Linked DNA regions of Mus musculus: region 2 is linked to region 1. A link is a contact called in ENCODE Hi-C or POLR2A ChIA-PET data. All regions are on one chromosome and are shown on one strand. The core of a region is the stretch at or near the end of the contact, and the rest is flanking DNA. Distances in the headings are between cores, read along the strand shown. Region 1 holds the start of Mdk (midkine). Region 2 holds the start of Cry2 (cryptochrome 2 (photolyase-like)).

What was found. Hi-C counts contacts between places; a loop is a spot of excess contacts on that map. ChIA-PET counts read pairs that join two places held with the same protein, here RNA polymerase II (POLR2A).
Region 2: a loop to region 1 is called in a map of heart, with 2.5 times the contacts of the local background. The contact joins the promoter of Cry2 here to the promoter of Mdk in region 1. A Hi-C loop is called at or near these places in 1 of 37 maps with a recorded cell type or tissue (heart). POLR2A ChIA-PET finds 5 or more read pairs at or near these places in 1 of 5 experiments (embryonic stem cell).

The regions. Positions count from the first base shown.
Region 1 is chr2:91,929,626-91,934,451 of GRCm38, reverse strand. Mdk (midkine) reads left to right here and starts at 2,593. Exons shown (of 5, transcript NM_001012336.2): 1 at 2,593-2,758; 2 at 3,004-3,080; 3 at 3,198-3,356; 4 at 3,473-3,634; 5 at 4,337-4,647. The coding sequence starts at 3,005. The coding sequence ends at 4,362. Dgkz (diacylglycerol kinase zeta) reads left to right here. Exons shown (of 32, transcript NM_001166597.1): 29 at 166-286; 30 at 363-396; 31 at 610-709; 32 at 927-1,625. The coding sequence ends at 1,043. Gm39876 (a long non-coding RNA gene) reads right to left here and starts at 2,235. Exons shown (of 2, transcript XR_866530.3): 1 at 2,153-2,235; 2 at 1-1,815. It overlaps Chrm4 (cholinergic receptor, muscarinic 4), which reads right to left. Exons shown (of 2, transcript NM_007699.2): 2 at 4,623-4,826.
Region 2 is chr2:92,432,157-92,436,982 of GRCm38, reverse strand. Cry2 (cryptochrome 2 (photolyase-like)) reads left to right here and starts at 2,914. Exons shown (of 12, transcript NM_009963.4): 1 at 2,914-3,171. The coding sequence starts at 2,960. D930015M05Rik (RIKEN cDNA D930015M05 gene) reads right to left here. Exons shown (of 4, transcript NR_040621.1): 4 at 4,675-4,826.

The sequences.
Region 1 (4,826 bases), core at 1,344-3,843:
GCTAACCTTGTCTACCTAGTTGAGGACAGTCAAGACTACAGAAAAAGACCAAAAAACCAAAGCCTCAGAAGTGCCTAAGGAGTAACTTAAGTGAGCCTGTGCCTGGGTCCATGCCTGTGAAGGGTGGGTGATCCAGCCCTGCTCTACCCTGCCCACTGCCCTTAGCTCCAGGAGCTACACCGAGCAGGAGGTGACCTCATGCACCGTGACCAGAAGAGCCGCACGCTCTTGCACCACGCGGTCAGCACTGGCAGTAAGGAAGTGGTCCGCTATCTGCTGGATCATGGTAAGCTGCGTTGCTGGGGCTGGGAGGGAGAAAGGGGGAGCCAGGCTCTTAGCATCCCCTTTCCTTTTATCTGCAGCACCTCCAGAGATCCTTGATGCTGTGGAGGAGAAGTGAGTATCTGAGACACAGGCCCCTGGTTCACCAGAAAACCACCTTCCTTCAGGTCTAACCATTTGGTCACCCAGAGCCCAAGAACCCTTTGTGGCTAGCACTGAGCACCCTTCCCCCTCTTGCCAAACTCCTGCCCTTTCTAATGGCTGTTGGGAGACTGCTGGGCAGGCCTAGAGAACTGCAAGTGTCTACAACCAGCCCCTGTTCCCCAGTGGGGAGACCTGTCTACACCAGGCAGCCGCCCTGGGTCAGCGCACCATCTGCCACTACATTGTGGAAGCCGGGGCCTCCCTCATGAAGACAGATCTGCAGGTGAGTTGCCTGGCAGAGCACAAACTCACCCTTTCCCAGACTTGGGGGCAGGGCTAGGGAATTTCAAGCTCTTCTGAGCCAACACAGTCCAGGCCCTGAGAAACCTGAGCCAGCAGGGGGAAAGCTTGTGACCTCTGAGGATACCCTCCCCCTCTGGCTCCGTAGAAGAACCCCTGCCCTTTCCTAAGGCCTTGGGGGCCCTTCCACCCTTTTCCAGGGCGACACTCCCCGGCAGCGCGCTGAGAAGGCTCAAGACACAGAGCTCGCTGCCTACCTGGAGAACAGACAGCATTACCAGATGATCCAGCGTGAGGACCAGGAGACAGCTGTGTAGTTAAGGGGACCATGGATCAACAAGGGACACTACCAGAGGACTCTCCTTGCCCATCTCACTGCCACATTCCTGTCAGATGGCTATGGGGGGACCCTGCCACAGGGAAGGAGCCCCGTGCCACCCCCTGAGAAGCTGTTCAGATCTAGGGCTGGACTCTAAGGAGCTGGACTCTCACCTGTCCCTGGTTTCATGGGGAACAGGAAACAGGCTGGGCTGGCTGGTTCCCTCCCTTCAGGGCAGCCTCCAGCTCACCACAGCAGATGGAAGGGCTGGACAGAGCTCAGCATCGATGTCAGGGAGGCCTGCACTCAGCAGGACTTTCAAAAGCCACCTGATCCTTTGGGCTCTCTGGAGGGTTCTGGGTACCTAACCCTCCTCTCTGATCCACCCACCCTGGGCATCCCAGAAACTCAAGAGCCTGCTGTATTCACTTGCCCGCTGCCCTGCTTGGCACCTACCCTGGTCTTCCTCCTCATGTATCCAGCCATTTCATTTCGGACTGTATGGCCTGGGGTGGGGGGTGGGGCTCCCACGGTGACTTGTTTACAGCTGGGTGTGACTCAGTAAAGTGAATTTTTTTTCCTTTCTTGTTTTCTTTTTTTCTTGTTGTGGGGGACTCACATGAGCAATGGTGTGTGCTGGGTAATCCTTGGGGTCGGGGAAATGGCCACCAACATCTCAGATCACTTCGGGAGATGGGTCTGCCCCGATCCTGACCTCTGCCTAGGGCCTTAGGCTCACAGCGCCTGGGGCGGAGCTGATTTTCCCGCTCCTGCAGGGATGATAACAATGAAAGTAAAAGAGGTGGGGCGGGGGCCAGGCTTGGGTTCTTTGGTCTTTTGGCCCTGTGCCCTGGAGCAGTCCCCTCCCCCTGGCTTGTACTGGGGGGGGGGGGGGGGATCTGCTTGAGGTGAGCCTGAGGCCCCAGGGTCAGGGGTGGGCGGTTATCACCTCCGGGGGAAGCCCGGTCTGGAACTTCTCAGACAGCTCTTGTCAGCGACAAGATTTACCAAACTCATTTCTATGTGCTTCCCCATCCCCCCCAACGCCCTTCCCTCCTCCTCCTCCCCCAAACCTGCACTAGAAAAAGGCTCTCGAGCCTTGCTCACCCGGAGCCATCTGAGGTCCCAGGTACCCAGCTCCCTGCCACATCAGAGACCCTTCTTGCACTCTGAGTGAACTGATTAAAAAAAAAAAAAAAAAAAAAAAACCAAGCCGGAGGTGAGCCGGGCCTCGAAGGGAAGGTTCGCGGGTGCGGTGGCCGCCCCGAGCCTGTGACACCAGGACATACTCCCGGGGCCCGCGGTGGGCAAGCGAAGTGGTGACCTGAGAGCTGACAGGCTGCGAGAGGGAAAAGTATAGACAGGCCTAGACCAGGGGAAGGGGAGGGGATAGAGAGCTGGGCCTGCTACGAGGGGACCTGAGCCAGAAGCGCACTGGTAAAACCGAACTCCAGGACCAGAGACCCAGAGATCAGAGGTGAGAGGCACAGACGCGGGAGTCCCGGCTCGGCGAGGGGCGGGAGTGGAGGCGGGGACTAGGGGGGTCTGGGGAGGTGCGGGTTTGGGGGGAGGGGGCGGGTCCTTCCACGGGATGGGGGGAGGGGCGGGGGCCCATGTGACCGGCTCAGACCGGTTCTGGAGACAAAAGGGGCCTTAGCGGCCTTAGCGGGACAGGCCGGAGCGGGAGGGAGCGAAGCATCGAGCAGTGAGCGAGTGAGCGCACGCAGTGGCTGTGGCCCCAGTCCCTTCAGGCGGCTGCTCTGCCACCAAGGGGGCTGAGGTGGGGGTGGGGGTACGCTGAGACATCGGTTCCAAGTCCTCCCTCCGTCTCCCCCTTGTCGGTCCGACGTTTTGGGCCTGGAAAGTGGGACAAGTCAGTCAAGGGTGGGAGGTCCTTCCCGCGGTTCCTAGCGGAGAAGAGACTAGGCGAGAAACTCTAACCCAGGTTTTACCCCTAGGATGCAGCACCGAGGCTTCTTCCTTCTCGCCCTTCTTGCCCTCTTGGTGGTCACGTCCGCGGTGGCCAAAAAAAAAGGTGATGGGATAGGATGGGCTCAGGAGTAAAAGCTGGGGTGGGCAGGTGAGGCAGGCCGTGTGACCAAGTGCTGGTCCGGCACGCCATGTCCTTAACTTTGTTCCTTGCGCCCTGTAGAGAAGGTGAAGAAGGGCAGCGAGTGTTCGGAGTGGACCTGGGGGCCCTGCACCCCCAGCAGCAAGGACTGCGGCATGGGCTTCCGCGAGGGTACCTGTGGGGCCCAGACCCAGCGCGTCCATTGCAAGGTGCCCTGCAACTGGAAGAAGGAATTTGGAGGTGAGGTGGCGCGCGGGAGGAGGGCGGGAAGCCAGAGGGTATGTCCTTATAAACCGGAGGCAGGGAGGACATCCACAACCCTCCTGTCTCTCACCGTGGGGCCACTCTCCCATCAGCCGACTGCAAATACAAGTTTGAGAGCTGGGGGGCGTGTGATGGGAGCACTGGCACCAAAGCCCGCCAAGGGACCCTGAAGAAGGCGCGGTACAATGCCCAGTGCCAGGAGACCATCCGCGTGACTAAGCCCTGCACCTCCAAGACCAAGTCAAAGACCAAAGGTCAGCGAATATGGTGGGGTTGTGGGCCAGGCTACTCCATGCTCTGTCTCTGCAGAGCAGTCTTAAAGTTAGGAATGGGCAGGCACTTGAGGGCCACTCTCAGGAGATGCTAAACCCTCTGCCCAAGTAGGAACTACTCTTTCTGTTGGATCATCCGACCTGGGTTCCTGGGAAAGGCTTGTCTTTGTCAACTGAGGAAGGTGGGGTGGGATCAGGGAGGAGTTAACTCTGCGCTTAAAACTATGGAAAGGCTGTCCCAAAGGTACATGCTGCTACCTGACTCCCAACAGCTATTGAGGCCAGCAGGGCAGAGGTGACTCTGCCCATTTCCCCGGTGAGGAACTTGGAGTACTCTGATCCTAGATGAAAATAGAAAGTTGAAAGTCAGGCTTGGTAGCTCGTGCCTGTAAAAAGCGGCACTTCAGGACTGAGGCAGTAACACTGCCTTGAGTTCAAGGTTACAGACTGAGAGACTTGAGAGTCTGTCTTTAAAGGGGGGGGGGGGGCGCGAGGGTTAAAAAGTTGAACGAATAAAGAAAGGTTTCATATCACATGGCTGCCCTTTCCCACCACTTCCAGGTGAACTGGTCAGTCACCACTAGGGGGCAGGATTTTCTCTCCTTGATGGACATGTCTGCGTTGTCTGGTGAGTCCGAGCTAGGTCACCCACCGCACTAATGCATCTCCGTTATTGTTTTCCAGCCAAGAAAGGAAAAGGAAAGGACTAAGTCAGGAGGCCAGAGAGCCTCCGGCCTCGCCTGGAGCCTGAACGGAGCCCTCCTCTCCCACAGGCCCAAGATATAACCCACCAGTGCCTTTTGTCTTCCTGTCAGCTCTGTCAATCACGCCTGTCCTCTCACGCCCACACCAAGTGCCCAAAGTGGGGAGGGACAAGAGATTCTGGAAAGTGAGCCTCCCCATACCCTCTTTTGTTCTCCCCACCCTGATACTTGTTATTAAGAAATGAATAAAATAAACTCACTTTTTTCCAATAAAAGCTTCTTTTTTAATATATAAAAGCCCCTTCCCAGTTTGCCATGGAGCTCTGTCGGAGGTGGGAAGATGGGGAAAGATGGACTGAGGGGAGCTGAGGGCTATGAAGGAAGTGCTCCCTACAGCTCGTGGAAAAAGAGCAGAACATTTACAAAAAAAAAAAAAAAAAAAAAAAAAGTCTCCCAGGGACCCACAGGGC
Region 2 (4,826 bases), core at 1,665-4,164, 500 kb before region 1:
GCCCGTCAGGTGGATTTCTGAGTTTGAGGCCAGCCTGGTCTACAAAGTGAGTTCCAGGACAGTCCAGGGCTATACAGAGAAACCCTGTCTCGAAAACAAAACAAAACAAAAAATCCACAAAAAAAAAAAGTGAGGGGGCCTGGAGAGATGGCTCTGTGGTTAAAAGAACTACTTGTGGTGATTTGAGTAAGAATGGCCCCCATAAGCTCAAATACTTGAATGCTTGATCCACAGTTGGTGGAACTGTCTGGGAAGGATTAGGAGGTGTGGCCCTGTTGGAAGAGGTGTTTCACTGGGGTTGGGCTTTAATATTTCAGAAGCTAAAGCCATTGTTAGTTAGCCTTCTCTGCCTCCTACTTGTGGATCAGATGTAAGCTCTCACAACTACTCCAGAGCTGTGCCTGCCTGCCTGTCTGCTTCCATTTTCTTCATCGTGATGGTCAGAGACTCTAACTCTCTGGAACCATGAACCCCCGAATTAAATACTTTATAAGTTTCTCTGGTCAGGGTGGTTTACCATGGCGATAGAAGAGTAATTAAGACTCTGATCTTCCAGAGGAAGATCCCAGCATCCACATCAGGTGGCTCAGAACCTCGTGTAGACTCCAGCTCCAGGGGACCCAATGCTCTCTTCTGGCCACACTGATGTCCACATGCAGATGGCATCCATGAACAGACATACACATAAAAAATAATAAAAATAAGCAATAACAACAAGTCAACCAGCTTGTCTAGGGTCATACTGAGCAAGCAGAATTTGAGTTCAGCCTCTTCATAAACAAGAGAGAGCAGCCCCAGGCTGCAGAGAGCTCACAGTTTATAGACACAGCATTATGGGAGTTTAGAGGAGAAGAGAAGAATTTATTCCCTGAATGGCCATTTGTGAATGGACCACCCCTTACTCTCCCTGTTCTCTTCCTTGTAGGGGGACCCAGGGAGATAGAAAAAAAAGAGAAAAGCATACAATACCTCAAAAGAAAAAAAAAGGGGGGGGGTAAGCCGGGCTTGGTGGCGCACGCCTTTAATCCCAACACAGGAGGCAGAGGCAGGAGGATTTCTGAGTTCAAGGCCAGCCTGGTCTACAAAGTGAGCTCCAGGACAGCCAAGGCTCTACAGAGAAACCCTGTCTCGAAAAACCAAAAAAAGAAAAGAAAAGAAAAGAAAAGAAAAGAAAAGAAAAGAAAAGAAAAGAAAGGGGACGCGCGAGAGATGGTTCAGAGGTTAACAGTGTGTACGTTCCTTGCAGAGAACCTGACTTGGGGGTACTTCTCAGCACCCACAACAGGAGGCTGGTAACAGCCTTGTAACTCCAACCCCCAGAAACACTCTATTCAGGAGTCCACTAGACACTTGCCGTCACTCCTACACAGACACACAGCTAAACATGAGATTAAAAATAATGAAAAAAACCCAAGTGTTTAAAGAAAAGCATAGGGAATATCAGTTCACTCATCAAGTACTTGCAGAAGAGATTCAAAGGAGAGAGTCGGGCAGAGACTTGGATGACTTTAAGGCTCTGGCCAATGCAAGCCTCTTATGTTTGATTCATATGATCCTTCGGTACCAAGTACTGAGCTAGATTATAGTCTGATGGAGCTGACATACAATAGCTAAACAATCCCAGTACTATGTACTAAAACCGGAGGGTGGGGGGAAGACACCAAATGAGGTGAGCCCCTGTGCAGGTTGGGCCCAGGAAACTGGAAAATAACAGCTGTCACAGGGAAAACAGGAGGCACGAGGGTGTGGGCTGGGGCATGTGATGTGAGAGAACAGCATGTCCAAAGCGCTGGAAATGAGAGGCTCGTAATGACGCTGTAGTCAGAGAGTGGTGCCAATTAATGCCATTAAATTGCTGACTAAATTCTAGATTCTTTCATTGCTCATTCCCAAGATGGGGAAGGTGACTACCCATAGGATCAACACAAGGACAAATCGGAACAGTTCTCTGCTGGATAGCTCCAGCCCTCCATCCCAACTAGCCCATCTTAGCCCAAGTGCAACGGTTGCTGCACTTGTTCAATCAGCAAACTCTGCCAGAATCTCCAAAGAATCAAAGGATTCCCAAAGGAGACAGGAGAATATTGCCCTGCACATCTCTGATTCCCACATAGAATCCAGTTCAGAGTTTTGTGCAAAATAACTGCACTGTGTCTGCTAAACAGAACGTAAAAGAAATGAATTCATTTGAGGGCATAATTACTGCCTCAACCCACGTCCTCTGAAACCTTTGTCCTTTCTCCCAAACCCACTCCTGCCGCATAAAAGGGCGTCTCCTTTATCCTTATGCCTTTCTGTATGCAAATACCAAGATTCTCTGCGAGGAAGTGGATTTTGAAATCGGAAGATTCTGAGTGGAATCTTACTGGATTCATGGTATTGCGCAAGTCATTCAAACTGGGGCGCCCTAAGCTTACTTCATCTGCAGAGTAAGACTAACAAGCATCTGTTTTATTCGTGTTTATGAAATGAACGTTACCAGGATGAGATGAAAATAGAAAATAGGACAGTTTGTGTAAGGCAATCACCGCTCAGCCTCACATATGAACAGGACAATGAACTGTTAGAAAGGGCCCGGTAACAGGTCTGTCAGCCACCGGCCGGAGTCACCGCAACCCCTGTCTTTCCCGGGGACGCGAAATGCGTAGGAGATCCGAGGTCCCTCCAGACTCAGCCCACGCGGGGCGGACGCAGCGCGGTCCTGCGTCACCGGCGGGTGGCTACCAAGCGGGACCACACATGGTGGGAACGTGAGGGGGCGGAGCCTGCGCCGACGCTGCTGACCAATGGAACAGAGGGAGGGTCCCACCGGGTCTCACCCAATCACAGAGGCGATCCAGACTCCTTGGGGCGGAGTCATGCCAGGGAGAGGCTGCATCATAGGTCGCTGGGCGGGCGCTGGGCGGGACCAACGGGGCGGTCGGGCGGAGCGGCAGACCGAGACCCAGTCCAGGCGGCGATGGCGGCGGCTGCTGTGGTGGCAGCGACGGTCCCCGCGCAATCGATGGGCGCGGACGGCGCGTCCTCGGTGCACTGGTTCCGCAAAGGACTACGGCTCCACGACAACCCCGCGCTGCTAGCTGCCGTGCGCGGGGCGCGCTGTGTGCGCTGCGTCTACATCCTCGACCCGTGGTTCGCGGCCTCCTCGTCTGTGGGCATCAACCGATGGAGGTGAGGGGACCCTATGCTGCGGGGTGGCAACACCAAGCGGACTCCCCTGGGCCCAGGAACTCCAGCCTGCGGCCACTCTGACACAGCGTTTTTGCCCAGTGTGGCCCGCTCTGAACTCCTGGGAGGCCTGGGGGACAGAGGTCCCTCTATGCTGACGAGACTCTCGTCAAAAACGCGAAGTCAACCTGAGGGAGGATCTGCAGCCAGTCCCTGGAAGAATGGGGACTGGGCTTTTAGGGGTGTGCTGTGGGAGCGGAGAAAAGCTTCTTCAAGAGAAGTAGCCCCTCGTGGACCCCCCCCCCCCAAGGGCTTCCCTAAGCCTCGGATTTGTTTGACTCTCCCCCACGCCTCTTTTCCCATCCCGCGTAACCTCTCTTCACAGACAAACGTGGTGGTGATCAGGGAACCTAGCTTAGCATTAGCCGGTTTTAAAAAGACCCCAAGGGCATCATCGGGTAATGGCACTTTTGTGTTCTTGACGCATTTTTTTTAAAAAACATTGATTGGGAAAGGACATGCATGGCATGGCAGTGTATAGAGTTAAAAGGACGACTTGCAGGTTCTCACTCACCATACGGTTCCAGGGTGGAAAGCCGGGTGCCTTTACCCAATGAGCAATCTCTCAGGAGGTCCCCTAACCCATCTGAGAGGATCCCTGTGTAGTTATAACGTTGCTAGAAAGATATTCAAAGAGGGTTGCATCACCCGTCAGCTCTTCCGCCTGTTGTCATGAAGTGTTTTTTAGGAGAGCTGGGCCATTACAGATGAGACTTTTAGGAGCTGATGTGGAAAAACAAGAACACAATATGAAGATTCGGTGATAACTCCCAGGAGGCTGAACCCTTTCCCAGCATGCTGTGACATAATAAATCGGCATCTGATGTATTTTCTCTGTAACCAGTCTTCAGAAACAAGACGTTTTGATACACCATGTTCCCATCACTGTCTAAAGGCCTCCCTGCAGTAGCTTGGTTTGTTTGCATTGTTATGAGAGGTGTTTGCTTATGGCCTTGTTGCACAGATGAGTGAGGTAGTTCCCAGGAGACCGTGGCTCTCAGCGTCCACTCTTTCCTCTCCAAGAGGGGTTTGCCCTGCTAGGAGAGCAAGTGTTCCTAGTAGCACGCCTACTAAATGCCCCTTCCTGCCCCATTTACACAGAGGGAGCAACTAAAGATAGTCCTGTGAAGAGCCAGCCCACACAGTTTTCAGATTGGGCTATTACTCTGTCTCGCTCCAGTTTCCATAGATAGGAGGTTGGGTTTGACAAACACCGGCAAATGACCATCTCTGCTGTGGACATTAAACCAGGCCTCAGACTTTGCCCTCCCCTTCCTTTTGGCAGTGCGCCAGTGTGGACAGAGTCAATAGAATCTGACTCTTATTTGTTATGTTGTCATGAAGATGTTTCGTTTTTTACTGGGATTTGGGGGGAGCGCTATCTATGACTGCCTACTCCTTTGTGGTAGTGGAAATAAAAGAGCCTTTTTTCCCCCTTCACAAGGTAGATTGAACTCCAGTATGCTTGGTTTTATGGTTTTTTGATTTTTGTGGGTCACCCTTTTGTAGCGGCACTTTCGAGAGAATGAAGCAGAAAACGACTGAGGCAGCTCAGATGCTTGGGCAACATCTCAAGTCCTGTGGGAGTGCAGGTACTG